2 separate regions of the Mus musculus genome follow, and region 1 is linked to region 2. A link is a contact called in ENCODE Hi-C or POLR2A ChIA-PET data. All regions are on one chromosome and are shown on one strand. Each heading gives the region's core, a stretch centred on a gene start or an enhancer-like site at or near the end of the contact. The rest is flanking DNA. Distances are from core to core; before and after follow the strand shown. Region 1 holds the start of Nup93 (nucleoporin 93). Region 2 holds the start of Mt1 (metallothionein 1).

What was found. Hi-C counts contacts between places; a loop is a spot of excess contacts on that map. ChIA-PET counts read pairs that join two places held with the same protein, here RNA polymerase II (POLR2A).
Region 1: POLR2A ChIA-PET joins it to region 2 with 54 read pairs in embryonic stem cell. The contact joins the promoter of Nup93 here to the promoter of Mt1 in region 2. A Hi-C loop is called at or near these places in 11 of 37 maps with a recorded cell type or tissue (CH12.LX, Patski, T-helper 1 cell and 6 more). POLR2A ChIA-PET finds 5 or more read pairs at or near these places in 4 of 5 experiments (Patski and embryonic stem cell).

The regions. Positions count from the first base shown.
Region 1 is chr8:94,212,144-94,216,752 of GRCm38, forward strand. It overlaps Nup93 (nucleoporin 93), which reads left to right and starts at 2,421. Exons shown (of 22, transcript NM_001357266.1): 1 at 2,421-2,488.
Region 2 is chr8:94,177,546-94,181,962 of GRCm38, forward strand. It overlaps Mt1 (metallothionein 1), which reads left to right and starts at 1,544. Exons shown (of 3, transcript NM_013602.3): 1 at 1,544-1,793; 2 at 2,278-2,343; 3 at 2,557-2,782. The coding sequence starts at 1,766. The coding sequence ends at 2,648.

The DNA.
Region 1 (4,609 bases), core at 1,171-3,670, 35 kb after region 2:
AAATGAGTCTTACTATTGTAAATTTGAGGCGCACCGGTCACTACTCTCCTTCCCTACACAGGCAAAAGAAAGGTCTGAAGTATTGATTTTTGTCATTTCTATAGATCAGCAGGTCTTGAACTGTTGGTCCTACATATCAGATATTTATATTACAACTTAGCAGCAAAATTACAGTCATGAAGTAGCAACAAAGTAATTATATGGTTGGGGGGGTCACTACAACATGAGGAACTGTATTAAAGGGTCTCAGCATTAGGAAGGTTGAGCACCACCGCTGTAGAGCTTACTGAGCCAGAGGTTCTGAATTCTGCTGGAAAAATAGAAGCTGAGTTATTTTATAAAGAACTTAGTGGTGGGGGGCAATTGGAGAGTTGGCTTAGTGGCAAAGAGTGCTTGTTGTTCTAGGAGAGGACCCAGGTTCTATTCCCAGCACCCACATGCTGGCTTATGACTGTCTGTAATTCCAGTTTCAGGGGATTCAATGCCTTGTTCTGGCCTCTGTGGGTGTCTGGCACAAACACGGAACACATACACATATGCACACAAAAACACTTATACCCATGACATTAAAACAAAACATAATTTCTGGGGCTAGCAAGATGGTTCATCAGATAAAGACACTGATGGCAAGTCTAAGGACCTGAGTACACACACACACACACACACACACACACACACACACACACACAGAGAGAGAGAGAGAGAGAGAGATCTCTCTCTCTCTGTCTCTCACAAGCACATTAATTAAGGTCATAAAAATAATAAAATCTTTTGTGTTGGCAAGAAGTCTCAGTTGGTAAAGTACCTACTGAGCAAGCAAAAGCCCAGTGTGGAGGGTGGCTCCTGTAACCCTAGTGCTCAGGGGAGGAGGGCAGAGACAGGTAGATCCCTGGAGCTCACTGGATAGCTATTTATGCCCATTGGTAAGCGCTGGGTTCAGTGAGAGACCCTGTTTCAAAAAATAAGGCAGAGAGTGACTAGAGGAAGCCACCCAACAGCAACCTTTGACCTCCAAGCACATGTGCACATAGCTGCCCACATACTTCTGCACATACACAAATATATACCACAAACATACACATGCAGGCAGAAAGAAGTTCTGTGCAGCTATAATGCTAATCATTGTGGGCATCTTTGTATGTTAATTGTATTTATGTTTTATAAGCATATAAGGCAAAGCTGACTAGAACACTTTATCAAACAGGCATCTACCAAACTAGAATTATTAATGGTGACAACCTTGCCTAGGCCTGTGTTCACATGGTCCTCATTAGGTCAGGACGGTGACCTTCATTGAAAGATTAGACATGTTCGAGACTGTGCAATCCAAAAAGTGCCTCTTTAACGATTACAGGCTATTACGGGAGCTAAAGCAATGGCTCAGCATACTGCTCTTGCAAAGGACTTTGGGTTTGGTTCCTAGTACCCATGCCGCCTCACAACCACCTGTAATCTTACTCCGGAGATCTGATGACCTCTTTTGGCCTCCTTGAGCACCAGGACACACACACACACACACACACACACACACACACACACACACACACACTCACACACGAGTGCTTACAGTTAGCCCCACACTCTTTTACATTTGTCAAAACCTCCTCCTATCCAGGTCTCTCCTCTCAGCAGCTGCTGAGACCTGCAGCTTGCCTGTCCTGTTATTTTTCTCTCAAACTCCCAACAAAATTGTTTTCATTCAGCGCCTGTTTTCAAATTTCTTTTACCCACTAGACTAAGAACCTCCTGAAGGGTTCTTGTATATCCCAGTGACACACTTTGTTCCCAACGCGGCCACACTGAAGTAATCTCTTTTCTTTGGGTATCACCACTGCTTTTTTCTGTAATTGGCCAACGGGGCAGGTGGCCAGCCTAGCTTGCTTGTTCAGGCTGCCAAAAGACAGCCTTTTCCCTTGAGAAACTCCAAAACATGTTTTTATCTTTCACCTTTCAGTTGGAATGACACCTTTCCTGGCCATCCGACCATTTTTCTTCAATTAGTTTGCTTTTCCGTTCTTAGCTCTCCTAATTACTGCTGCATTTATTCACTATATTTTGTTTCCCTGGCCAAGCTGAGAACTGCTTGAGGTCAGGGATCTTGTCTGCTGTGGAAGTCACCGTGTTCCCTGCACCTAGAACAGGCCCAGGCACTTGACTGAAGCTCTACACCGAGTGGCCGAGCTCTCTGGGTCTGCCCAGCATTGGGAACTGCGGAAATGCTTCCTCTAGGACTGTCAACTCCAACCACGTGGGCGGGAGCAGGGCGGAGCTCCTTGACTTACTTGTAGCGACAGCCCCGCCTCCGGCCCCGCCCCGCCCCCACGCCTGTGTCCTCTTGCGGGTCTCCATAAAGTTCATTTGGCGGCGCAACGCGCAGGGGCTTCTGGGAGCTTACTGCCTCAGCCAATCAGGAGGCGCGGGCGAGCGGCGCGAGAAGCGGCGGCGGCGGCGTAGTGAAGAAGCCGGCAGCGGGCGGCGACGGAGGCAGGTAAGGTGTGTGAGGTGTGGGCGCCCACGCGGCCCCGAGCCGACCCTGGGCCCGAGTTCGGGGCCTGGCCTTGAAGCAGAACACCGAGCCTAGTTCGAAGAGGCTCGTGCTTCCTCTCTTGCTGTAGCTGGGCATGCCGGCCGGCGACTGCTCGCCGAGTGCTGTGACTAGGCTCTTCCGAGCGTGGTCCTCCCCACTGGTGCTCTGTCGCCACGCCCACCCACGGCTGCCAGGCGTCACCCGGCCTGACTGCCCTCTTTGGGGCGTGGGGGCCGTTCTTCTAGAGAATGGCTCTTCCGGGTGAAGGGGCGGCCAGCGAACCCCTGTCAACTTTAATCTCCTTTTACGGAGAATCCGACAGGATGCTAATGATTGCCGCTTCGGTTGTCTCACCTGTTTCTGGGTACCCTGTATCCTGTCTTCTGTAAGGGATGCCCAAGTATATTGGGTCCCTTCTGAAAGAAAATCACAGCATGGGCGGCATGGTGTCGCTTTCAAAGCGAGTTGAAGCCAGCCTGATCTACATTAGACCCTGCCCCACCCCTACCCCCCTAGATGACTTTCAGTACAAGCAAAGGTCAGCGCTTTAGTAATAATAACAGTAATACTAATCATAGAAATAACAACAACAATAGTAATATAAGCTCCCTGTAGTGAGCTGTAAGGCTTTTAAATAACGTGACCCATACTTTCAATGTCTGTTACACCCCACATTCTCTCCCCACCCCCAACACCACCGCAGGACATGCTTTGACTTAAGGGCTTTGTTCTTGTGGTTGGATGTCTGTTTTGTCTGCTCTCTTTCTTGGAGTCTTCACTAGGGCCATTAGAATCTAAGCCTTTCCTCACTCTTCTTGTCTTCACTGCTTTTTTTTTTTCCCCTAAGCATTTAGGTTTTATTTGTCCTATGTATTGTTTGTCCTTCCCCGACCCCTGTAGAACATGAGTGCCTACCTAGTACTTAAGTTTGGTACACAATAAAGTAGGTGCTCAATAAATATCAAATAAATGAATGTTACTGATATTATAGGCTTGTGGTGAATGAGACAGGCTTCTTTCTTGGGAAGACATCACACACATAAGCAATAAACATAAATATTAAAACCATGAGACTTGAACTGTTGGAGCTGTGGTGAACTTGGGTTCTTCTCCCTCCCTCCCTCCCTCCCTCCCTCCCTCCCTCCTCTCTTCCTCTCATTTGTGTGTTCTTGTGTGTCTTTTATGTATGTGGATATTTCTGTGGAGGCCAGAAGAGAGTGTCTGATTCCTTGGAGCTAGAGTTACAGACAGCTGTAAATCACTGATGTGGGTGCTGGGACCTGGGCTGGCGTCCTCTACAGAGCTGTAGATTTTCTTAACTGCTGAGCCATCTCTCTTACCCCTGAGCCTATAAGGTAGATGCATTTTGAGGTGTTTGTGTGTGTGTCAGAGTAAAGATCAGGAGGAGGTCCCAACTCTGTTATGGTCACTAGTCATTTTAATTAGCAAACATGTTTTTAGTTCTATTATGTGCCAGGCTTAGGTCAATGCTCAGGATTCAGAGTTAAATATCTGTGAACCTTCCTCTACGGGAAGAGATGTTTGAGAAGTGGTCACAATTGCTCCGCTAGGGAAGAATGCCTAGAAGGTTCAGAATAAGTAGGGAGGGCCTTCTCTGTCTGTGGTGGGGATGCTTGTGTGCTTGACAGGTACAGGAGCGGGAAGGGAAGAAACTGCCAGGCTTCCTGAGGAGCAGAGATGTGTCAGGGTACAACTGAAGAAGGAGGGAAGAGTTGAAGGTGGTGCATGGCGCTGTCTGTTTTACAGAGCACCTCATGCAACCATGTCACAAACTGAGGTTGAGGTGCCCCAACTGGTCTAAAGTGGGAGATATTTTGGAATGGCCACTTTGGCCACAGGGAGAGTGTGTTAGAAGAAATGGGAAGTTTTAGACTGTTGAGGTAATCGGGAGGAAGGCATGAAGGTCAGAGCAGAGGGGAACGGTGAGGGCATGACTTGTCATGAGCTTTGAGAAGTAAACTTGGTTATAGGCTAGTCTCAGGGGAGAGGGGAGCCAGATGGTTTCTGGCTAAATTGACTGTTGTGGGGACCCAAGGTGAGGAACTAGAATTGTTGCTGGCA
Region 2 (4,417 bases), core at 294-2,793:
GAACTCACTTTGTTGACCAGGCTGGCCTCGAACTCAGAAATCCGCCTGCCTCTGCCTCCTGAGTGCTGGGATCAAAGGCGTGCGCCACCAACACCCGGCTTGTTTTTTTTTTTTTTTTTTAATCTTTAATCACTTCCTTATTAACTTTTGAAATAGGATCTCATTTGTGTGGCCCTGGCTGGCCTTGAATTTTGCAGAGATCATCTGCCTCTGACTTCTAAGAGCTGAGATTAAAGAGCTACCCTAAGGCAAGAATTTAACTGTATAGATAAAGACTCAGTTCCAAATGAAGGTTTTTTTTTGGATCTTCCCACGCAGAGGGTATTGCTGTGTTGTCTCCTCCAAGAGGAAATATCCGGAGGAAGGAGAAACGCCCTGGGTAATATTATACTACCAAACCAGTGGGTTGATAATAGAAAGACACTTGTATCTAAACCACCATGAAGGAGGAGGAAGAGGAGGAGGGGGGAGGAGGAGAAAAAGGAAGAAGAGAGGAGAAAGAAGGGGAGAAGAACGGAGAAGAGGAGGAAGAAGAGGAGGAAGAGGGAGAGGGGGAAGAGGAGGGGGAAGTGTGTGTGTGGGGGGGGGGAGTGTCATAGCCCAGCACCTGGTGCCTTCTCTGCCTACAGATGAACTTTGTACAGAATCACAGCAAGAGAACGTGGGACAAATACAGGAGCGTTAGTGCCAGGCAGTGCTGGTTCACAGCCGTTGTACTACTGACTGGATATATGGCCTGGGCAAGTCACTGAACCTCTGAATCCTCTGTCCTTGTGTGTAAATAGAATTTGCATCTCTCTATAGGTATTAAATGAGAAATTGGTTTAACTCCTGGTTCTGGCATAATAGACATATTGCTGGTGGTGGTTCTACCACAGTTAAGCAAAAACCTGCCCAAAGTCGTATAGCTCAGAAGTGATGGTATGCATGAGCCAACAGTGTAGCTGTTCTCTTGCCCAGGACACAAGGCCTGCCTGACAGCAGACTCTAATGTTACTCAAAATCAGAAGCATTAAAAAAAAAAGAAAGAAAGAAATAGCTGACTTTATTTTTTTTATCTAATGCAGTCCCCACCTAAAATGATCTCTCTGGAGGGAGGGTACCTTGGTTTTTAAAACCAGCCTGGAGTAGAGCAGATGGGTTAAGGTGAGTGACCCCTCAGCCCTGGACATTCTTAGATGAGCCCCCTCAGGAGTAGAGAATAATGTTGAGATGAGTTCTGTTGGCTAAAATAATCAAGGCTAGTCTTTATAAAACTGTCTCCTCTTCTCCTAGCTTCGATCCAGAGAGAGACCTGGGCGGAGCTGGTCGCTGCTCAGGAACTCCAGGAAAGGAGAAGCTGAGGTTACCACGCTGCGAATGGGTTTACGGAGATAGCTGGCTTTCCGGGGTGAGTTCTCGTAAACTCCAGAGCAGCGATAGGCCGTAATATCGGGGAAAGCACTATAGGGACATGATGTTCCACACGTCACATGGGTCGTCCTATCCGAGCCAGTCGTGCCAAAGGGGCGGTCCCGCTGTGCACACTGGCGCTCCAGGGAGCTCTGCACTCCGCCCGAAAAGTGCGCTCGGCTCTGCCAAGGACGCGGGGCGCGTGACTATGCGTGGGCTGGAGCAACCGCCTGCTGGGTGCAAACCCTTTGCGCCCGGACTCGTCCAACGACTATAAAGAGGGCAGGCTGTCCTCTAAGCGTCACCACGACTTCAACGTCCTGAGTACCTTCTCCTCACTTACTCCGTAGCTCCAGCTTCACCAGATCTCGGAATGGACCCCAACTGCTCCTGCTCCACCGGTAAGACTCCCGATCCTTGGTCTTTAGAATACCAAGTTGGGACCGCAGAGCGGAATCCCCGAGTTGTAGAGGCTTGGCGGGAATAGGCACCTTTAGTTGGCGATTCATTCCGGTTCTTTCTAGAATCCGCTCTTGCAAAAGCCTTCATTAGTTACGAGTATTGTCGAACGGGTCCTTTGGCGGGGTTGGGGCTAGGATTTAGACGCGCAAATGTCCGGTTCCTGATCACCCAGTTAGTGGGGACATCTGGGTTGAGTCCCAGGCATTACTAAACTTACTGTGAATTGCTTGAATTAAGAAAGAGGTGAAGGACCTTTATGTCTTGGGACTCAAAGACATAATCCCTGACTTAACCTGTGAGGAGAAAAGTGGGGCTAGGCTCCCTGCAGCTCCGAGGAGGACTTAGTGAACTGAGCCGGGACTCGTGGTGTTGGCCACTGCTGTAATGCTGCCTCCCTCATGCTGTCTTCTTTCTCCTCCCCAGGCGGCTCCTGCACTTGCACCAGCTCCTGCGCCTGCAAGAACTGCAAGTGCACCTCCTGCAAGAAGAGTGAGTTGGGACACCTTGGGTGGCGGCTAAGGCTAGGGGCGGGGAACTCCTACAAAACTGGCTCTGAGAAATGTCCTTTGCTTCCCGGAGGCCATTGTATTGTCTCGGGGACAGAACTATACAGAGAACTATTTAAAAAAACCGAGGTCTTCTCTGTTGGGGACAGGAAGCAGAGGTCTTCAGCCAGGCTGACCTCTTCCTCCTCCTTTCTAGGCTGCTGCTCCTGCTGTCCCGTGGGCTGCTCCAAATGTGCCCAGGGCTGTGTCTGCAAAGGCGCCGCGGACAAGTGCACGTGCTGTGCCTGATGTGACGAACAGCGCTGCCACCACGTGTAAATAGTATCGGACCAACCCAGCGTCTTCCTATACAGTTCCACCCTGTTTACTAAACCCCCGTTTTCTACCGAGTACGTGAATAATAAAAGCCTGTTTGAGTCTAACTCTGGTTTTCTTGGTGTGGTTTGGCAATAAGAAACTGGGGTGACTTGATAGTCTGGGGATCTGGTTTTGGACCCCCTCGTGCCTTTACCTCCCGCCTCTGGCCCTCACAGAGGGGTAATGTCTTTGGGTAAAGCCAAGCTATCCCATAAGCTTCCTCATGGAAAACAGCTGTGTGCCTGGTCAGGTCTTGTGTTAGGGGAAGGGAGGGAGGGAGGGTGGTCCTGGAAGACTTGATGTCCCATCCTGGAAGCACAGAAAATCTTATCATTTATATTCTCTTTGGATTCTGGTTTCCTCTCACATTGTTGGGTATAAGGAGGTGGGTATGAAAATTAACATAGGGTGTCTCGTATGCTAGGCAGGGACTAACACTGAACTAGATTCCAGAGGGGCTTTCTTGGCTGTTTTGACACAAGTTGCTTACCTTGTCCTAGAACTCATTCTGCAGTCCAGTCTGACCTTGAGTTTTTGATTCTCCTGCCTCAGCTTCCCAAGTACCTGGGATTACAGGAGTGACTGTGTCACCAGGCCATCTCCTATTCAGCCACCAAATGCAGACACTATTGCATATGCCATCAAGATTTTGCTGAAAGGACCCTGATAAAGCTGTCTCCTGTGAGGCTTTGCCAGTGCCCAGCAAACACAGAAGTGGATGCTCACAGTCAGCTATTGGATGGAACACAGGGCCCCCAATGGAGGAGCTAGAGAAAGTACCCAAGGAGCTAAAGGGATCTGCAACCCTATAGGTGGAACAGCAATCTGAACTAACCAGTACCCCCTGAACTCGTGTATCTAGCTTCGTATGTAGCAGAAGATGGCCTAGTTGGCCATCACTGGGAAGAGAGGACCCTTGGTCTAGCAAACTATATGCCCCAGTTCAGGGGAAAGCCAGGGCCAAGAAGTGGGAGTGAGTGGGTAGGGGAGCGGGGTGGGGGTAGGGGTGGGGTATAGGGGACTTTTGGGATAGCATTTGAAATATAAACGAAGAAAATATCCAAAAAAAAAAAGATGGAAAAAAAAGTGATAAAGAGCGTGGGTCCTGCCTGTAATCAAGATATTTGAGATGTAGCAGCAGGAAGGCCAGGAATTCAAGGCTAGGTATTAAGTTTTTTTTTTTTTTTTAAAGATTTATTTATTTATTATATGTAAGTACACTGTAGCTGTCTTCAGACACTCCAGAAGAGGGAGTCAGATCTTGTTACGGATGGTTGTGAGCCACCATGTGGTTGCTGGGATTTGAACTCCTGACCTTCGGAAGAGCAGTCGGGTGCTCTTACCCACTGAGCCATCTCACCAGCCCCAGGTATTAAGTTTTAGAGGGTAGCCTGGGCTACATGTGACCTTATGTCAAAAATAAGTGTCGCCGGGCGTGGTGGCACACTCCTTTAATCCCAGCACTTAGGAAGCAGAGGCAGGCAGATTTCTTGAGTTCGAGGCCAGCCAAGACTACACAGAGGAAACCCTGTCTCGGAAAAAAAAAAAGTGTCACAGAGTATGACAACTCCCAGATGTTTGGTCCCCAGATGTTCTACATACTTTGATTTTTAATTTGTGTGTATATGTGCCTGCCCATGCACACACACACACACACACACACACACACACAAGTGTTTGTGGTGAACGTGGAGGCCTGA